Regions from separate parts of the Homo sapiens genome. Here region 2 is linked to region 1. A link is an interaction called in ENCODE POLR2A ChIA-PET data of the cell type or tissue named here. Cell type or tissue: Caco-2. All regions are shown on one strand. Links, peaks and the distances in the headings refer to the core of each region. The heading gives the core; the rest is flanking DNA.

The links. Peaks named below come from ENCODE experiments on the same cell type or tissue, not always from the same donor. Only the 100,000 strongest peaks of a DNase experiment are listed, where the experiment ranks them.
Region 2: POLR2A ChIA-PET joins it to region 1 with 10 read pairs; 4 of 35 experiments call an interaction of 5 or more read pairs at or near these places.

Annotation. Positions count from the first base shown.
Region 1 is chr19:55,451,412-55,454,314 of GRCh38, reverse strand. ISOC2 (isochorismatase domain containing 2) reads left to right here. Exons shown (of 6, transcript NM_001136201.2): 6 at 927-1,330. The coding sequence ends at 1,007. Among named protein-coding and RNA genes, the nearest start is that of ISOC2, 8.8 kb to the left of the region's middle. In Caco-2, for the core only: no CTCF peak of the experiment used is centred there; a DNase peak (open chromatin) is centred at 1,194; H3K4me3 peaks cover 531 bases.
Region 2 is chr19:55,211,225-55,214,127 of GRCh38, reverse strand. No RefSeq gene overlaps it. Among named protein-coding and RNA genes, the nearest start is that of PTPRH, 3.2 kb to the right of the region's middle. In Caco-2, for the core only: a CTCF peak has its summit at 1,493; a DNase peak (open chromatin) is centred at 1,467.

The sequences.
Region 1 (2,903 bases), core at 205-2,704:
GTTCAGTGACACATTGTGACCCCCAGCTGGGGCAGGAGTTGCAGAGGGATGAGCAAGAGTGGCAGAGGTGGCCCTGAATTCTGAGCTGCCGGGGAAGGGGGCATCAGGCACTCACAGTGTTCCCAGGGGAGGGGGACTGAGCTTTCTTTGAGGAGCTGTAGCAGGCCAGGGTGAGCACCACGCGGGAGGAGCCAGCAGCCTGTCTTCACGCAGGAGTCAGAGCCCAGAGGTTTGAGATTTCAGCCACGGGCAGCCATCAGGGTTTGATGCAGGGGAGCTGGCCATATCAGATCGGCAGTTTACAAAGTTCTTTCTGGCCCTGTGTGACCAGTGGATTAGGGAGTGTGGCATAGAGGGGAGGAGGGAGACCTGTCAGTAAGGAGGTTAATTTGGGCGCCCAGGCAAGCGGTGATGAGGCAGGGGGGATGCAGGCTTTTTTGTTGTTGTTGTTGTTTATTTATTTATTTATTTATTTTATTTTCTGGAGATAAACTTGCTGGGACTTGCTGATGGATGAAATGCGGTTGGTTGCTCATGTCTATCTAAGAGGCAGTTAGATAGATGAGTCGAGTTCAGGGGCAAAGTCCAGGCTGGATTTGTGAGCTGAGGGCCCAGAAGAGGGATGGGAGAAATGAGGTTACTTAAGAAGAGGAAGGTGTAGACAGGAAGCCCCAGCACAGAGCTGTCCACCCTTAGTGGTCCAAGCCCGCAAAGCACACCAAGATGGCAGGCAGTGAGGAGCTCAACCAGTCACGTGTAATGAAAGGGAGGCCCCAGGAAAAGTCTTGAGAAGAGGGAGTGTTGTCTTGGGCAGCTGCTAGCCAGAAGGTCCGAGAGATGAAGACGGAGAGGTGTCCCTCAGATTTGTCATCCATGGAGATCGGGACCCTAGACGCTTCCTGACCCATCGCCCCCTGCCCTTACAGATCCAGAAACTCATCAAGGAGCCCGCCCCAGACAGCGGACTGCTGGGCCTCTTCCAAGGCCAGAACTCCCTCCTCCACTGAACTCCAACCCTGCCTTGAGGGAAGACCACCCTCCTGTCACCCGGACCTCAGTGGAAGCCCGTTCCCCCCATCCCTGGATCCCAAGAGTGGTGCGATCCACCAGGAGTGCCGCCCCCTTGTGGGGGGGGCAGGGTGCTGCCTTCCCATTGGACAGCTGCTCCCGGAAATGCAAATGAGACTCCTGGAAACTGGGTGGGAATTGGCTGAGCCAAGATGGAGGCGGGGCTCGGCCCCGGGCCACTTCACGGGGCGGGAAGGGGAGGGGAAGAAGAGTCTCAGACTGTGGGACACGGACTCGCAGAATAAACATATATGTGGCTGTGGACCAAACCATTCTTGGGTTGGGGGGGATCCCGGGGGCGACTGGGGGCTGCAGGAGGGAGAAAGCGGGGTCCCCAGCAGGTGGGGGGGGGGAGGTGCCTCTTCTCGGCGCGAGGCAAAGGCGAGGGCTGGCGGCTGACACATCTGCACGGACGCGGCGCATCTGCTCGGAGGAGAACTGCGGCCGGGGTCGCCCCCAGCCGGCGCGCGCACGCCCAGCCCAGCTGCCGGCAGACACGCGCTCCGCCGCCGCCTCCGGCCGCCCCCCACGCCGCCACCCCCGGCTCCCCAAGGGTCCCGCATCCGGAAAGCGAGGTGAGCGAGACCGCACCCAGGTGCGGAAGGGAAACTGAGGCAAGGGGACATGGAGACGGGAGGAAGGAAGACACAGCCATGTGGATGGGTGGATGGATGGATGGAAGGATGGATGGACGGATGGAAGGAAGGGCTGAAAGCATTGTAGTCCCGGCTCCCCCAGACGCAGGAGTTCCGGGACCCACATGGGGGCTCCCAGAATTCTGCAGATCTAGGAGTTGGAATCTGCAGACCCCCAGGGAGAGCTCCTCCGTTCCAGATTTGCAGCCCTTGCCTCTTCCCCAACCTTGGAGACCTGAGAGGCCACCCCTGAGTCCTCAGAGACACCGGCGTCAGAGCTGTCAGTCAGCCCGCCCCGCGTTGGGCAATCGGAGCCCCCACCGCCGACCCTGGGAGCCCAGACCCCTCCCAGAAGGTCCGGTCCCCTGGCCCCCAGCGTCGGAGCGCCCAGCATCCCTCTCCCCAGGGATCTAGGAGGAGCCCCTGGGACCGGGCGGCGGCGCCCCCGGCCCCCGCCTTCCGGATCCAGGTGTCCCCCCTCCTCACCCCCCAAGCCCGAAGCCTCGCGTCTCCGAGGCCCCGCGCGCGTCGCCATGGCAACGAGAGTCTATTTTGCGCTGGGAACACACAGCTCCCGCCGCAGCGCCCCCCCACCCCACCAACCCGGGCCTGAATGGGAGTGGGGGACCCGGGAGGGGGCTCGGGGGGCCGGGTCGGGGGCGAGTGGAGACACAGACACTCAGACAGAGATCAGACGACAGCAAACCTGGGACAGAGAAAGAGACGTGGAGCCAGGAAGGAGAGACAAGCGGGATGTGGAGACAGAGGGGTGACGGAGACCGGGCGGGGGAAGGAGGGAAATGGAGGCGCGCAGGGAACTGAGGCTCGGAGCTGGGGACAGCCCGGGACACAGGCGCCGGGACGGAGAGAGACGCGGAGAGAGACGCCGAGATGCGAGGAGACCCGCAGCGACAGACGAGGGCTGAGACCCCCGCTAGAGACAGAGACGGGCGGGGGAGGCGGGGGTCCGGGAGGAGGCGTGGACGGGGCGCCCCGGGACGCGAAGATGCAGAGACCCAGAGACAAGCACGCGGGCCGGGCGGCGCAGGGATCTGGGCGGGGGCGCCGGGACCGGCCGCCGCCTGGGCTGCGGGTCGGGGGAGGGTCCTCCTCCCTCGCTCGGTCCCTGCCTTCCCCGCGGCCCGCGAGGCACGGCGCCCCCGTGCAGCCCCCAGGGTCTCCCCGCCCCGCCGCCCCTGG
Region 2 (2,903 bases), core at 258-2,757, 240 kb after region 1:
CCATTTCTTCTTCCCACCATCAAAGCTTTCACACTACAGATCAGGGAAGCCAAAGCATTGTGTCTGCCATTTTATGAGAATGTCGATTTCAACTTCACTCTCAAGGCCTGAGGAAGGAGCCACACAGGGTCTTTAGAGTCCCGTTGACCCACTGTGTGATGGTCTTTAGGTGAACCCTCCGTTCGTTACCTGACAGCCCCAAGCACACCAGTCAGACCATGATTCACGGTGACCTGTGTGTGCCTCCAAATTAGGATTGATTCAGAGTCAGAGTCCAGTAGCCTTTTCTCTTTCTCTAATCCCCAGCGACCATGGATATTGGCCTTTAGGAGAAACTGGGAGGAAGGTTTACAGTATGTACTTTGACTAGTATCGGTGAGTCCTCCCTGAGGGAAAAGCATCCGCTACATGGAAGGGGTTCCAAGACTGAGAACTGGCTCAGGACTGGTAACAGGTGTGAGGCTTTAGGGGTGGACGTCGCTGGTGCTTCACCCAGATCTCCTTTGCAGGCACTGAGCACTCATTCTTAAGCAGTGTTGGCTGCTTGCAGATGCCACATTCTCAAGAGACTTGGTCTTGGCTGGGCGCAGTGGCTCACACCTGTAATCCCAGTACTTTGGGATGCCAAGGCAGGCGGATCACACGAGGTCAGGAGTTCGAGACCAGCCTGGCCAACATGGTGAAACCCCGTCTCTACTAAAAGTACAAAAATTGACCAGGCACAGTGGCTCACGCCTGTAATCCCAGCACTTTGGGAGGCCAAGGCAGGCGGATCACGACGTCACGAGATCGAGACCATCCTGGCTAACATGGTGAAACACCATCTCTACCAAAAAATATAAAAAATTAGCTGGGCATGTTGGCGGGCACCTGTAGTCCCAGCTACTTCGGAGGCTGAGGCGGGAGAATGGCGTGAACCCGGGAGGCAGAGCTTACAGTGAGCTGAGATCGAGCCACTGCACTCCAGCCTGGGCAACAGAGCCAGACTCTGTCTCAAACAAACAAACAAACAACAACAACAACAACAAAAAGTAGCTGGGTGTGATGGCAGGCGCCTGTAATCCCAGCTACTCGGGAGGCTGAGGCAGGAGAATCCTTTAACCCGGGAGGTGGAGGTTGCAGTGAGGCAAGATGGTGCCACTGCACTTCAGCCTGGGTGACAGAGTGAGAGCGAGATTTCATCTGAAAACAAAACAAAACAAAAAAAACAAAAAACTTGCTCTTGACCTGAGAGGAACGTGTTTTACTAGGAAAGTCATGAAACTCTCACCCCTGGAGAAGCCCATAGACAAAGATTAGAGGTTAAAAGTTCAGATCCTGTCTCTGTGATGGGATCCCTCTGAAGTGATAGCCTCACTTGGCTCCTTCCTCTGCCCCATACTGCTTTCATCACTCTCTGTCTTCTGAAAGCAAACCCTCAAACAGTTCATGAGCATCTGAATCCCTGCCTCAGGCTCTGCTTCTGGGAAACCTGAGCCCAGGCCCTCTGCTGCCCCACTGTGGTGACTCTGGTTCCTGCTCACCAGACCTAGAGATGGTATCATTACATACACCAAGCAACGCTCTCTTGGTGCTTCTCATCACACAGGTAAGAGGAATTGAAAAGAACTCAGGTGATGAGGGTCGTGCTAATGGGACTCTCATTAGTGGCTCCGTGGAAATTTCTGTTCTTAAGGGGAAAAGAGGAGCACGGCCGAGTCTCTCCTGAGGTTGCTGCTAAGATGTTGGCTGGGGCTGCATTCATCTGAAGGAGGGACTGGAGTTGGAGGGCCCGAGTCCGAGGTCCTACAGGTTTTGTTTTTGGTTTGCCTTCCCCATACACAGGCAGCTGCTCCAGGAGGACTTTGGAAGCTGGGGAATGTGGGTCATTTTGTGGAGTGGTTGATTTTTTTATTGTTTCTTTTTGTTTTTTGAGATGGAGTATCCCTCTGTCACCCAGGCTAGAGTGCAGTGGTGCGATCTCGGCTCACTGCAGTGTCCCCTCCTGGGTTCAAGCGATTCTCCTGCCTCAGCCTCCTGAGTAGCTGTGATTACAGGCATGCACCACCATGCCCGGCTAATTTTTGTATTTTTAGTACAGATGGCCACCATGTTGGCCAGGCTGGTCTTGAACTCCTGACCTCCTGCCTGAGGTCATCCACCTGCCTCGGGCTCCCATAGTGCTGGGATTACAGGCGTGAGCCACCATGCCCGGCCGAGGAGTTGGGTTTTGAAGAGAAAGCAAGTAGGGTGTGGTAGGACGGTGGGTGTGGAGTCAATGTAAGTGATGCATTTTTTTATAGACAGGGAGGGTGAGCATGTTTATAAGTTGGGGATCTAGATGGGAGGGAAGAGAGATAGAGGGAAGAGACAGTGAGGAGGAGGAGGAGGACCAGGAGAGAGAGAGAGACATCAAAAAGTATAGGGGAGACAGCTGGGTGTGGTGGCTCATGCCTATAATCCTAGAACTTTGGGAGGCCAAGGTAGGAGGATCACTTGAGTCTAGGAGTTCGAGACCAGCCTGGGCAACAAAGCAAGACCCTGTCTCAATAAAAAAAAAATTTTTTTTAAGATATAGACGAGAAACAGAGAAAGGTTAAAACAGAAACCCAAGCAAGTGATTGGCATGAATTACATCCGGTGCCCACTGAAAGGAAACTTCTCGCAACCAAACCTTTGTGTATACAGATGGGGAAACTGAGGCTCTCAGAGACAGAGAAACTGACTTCTCAAAGTGGTGGTGTGAGAACTTATTTATTTATTTGTTAATTTTGAGACAGAGTCTCCCTCTGTCACCCCAGCTGGAGTGCAGTGGTGCAATCACAGCTCACTGCAGCCTCCACCTCTTGGGCTCAACTGATCTTCCCTCTTCAGCCTCCTGAGTAGCTGGGACCACAGGTGTGCACCACCATGCCTGGCTAATT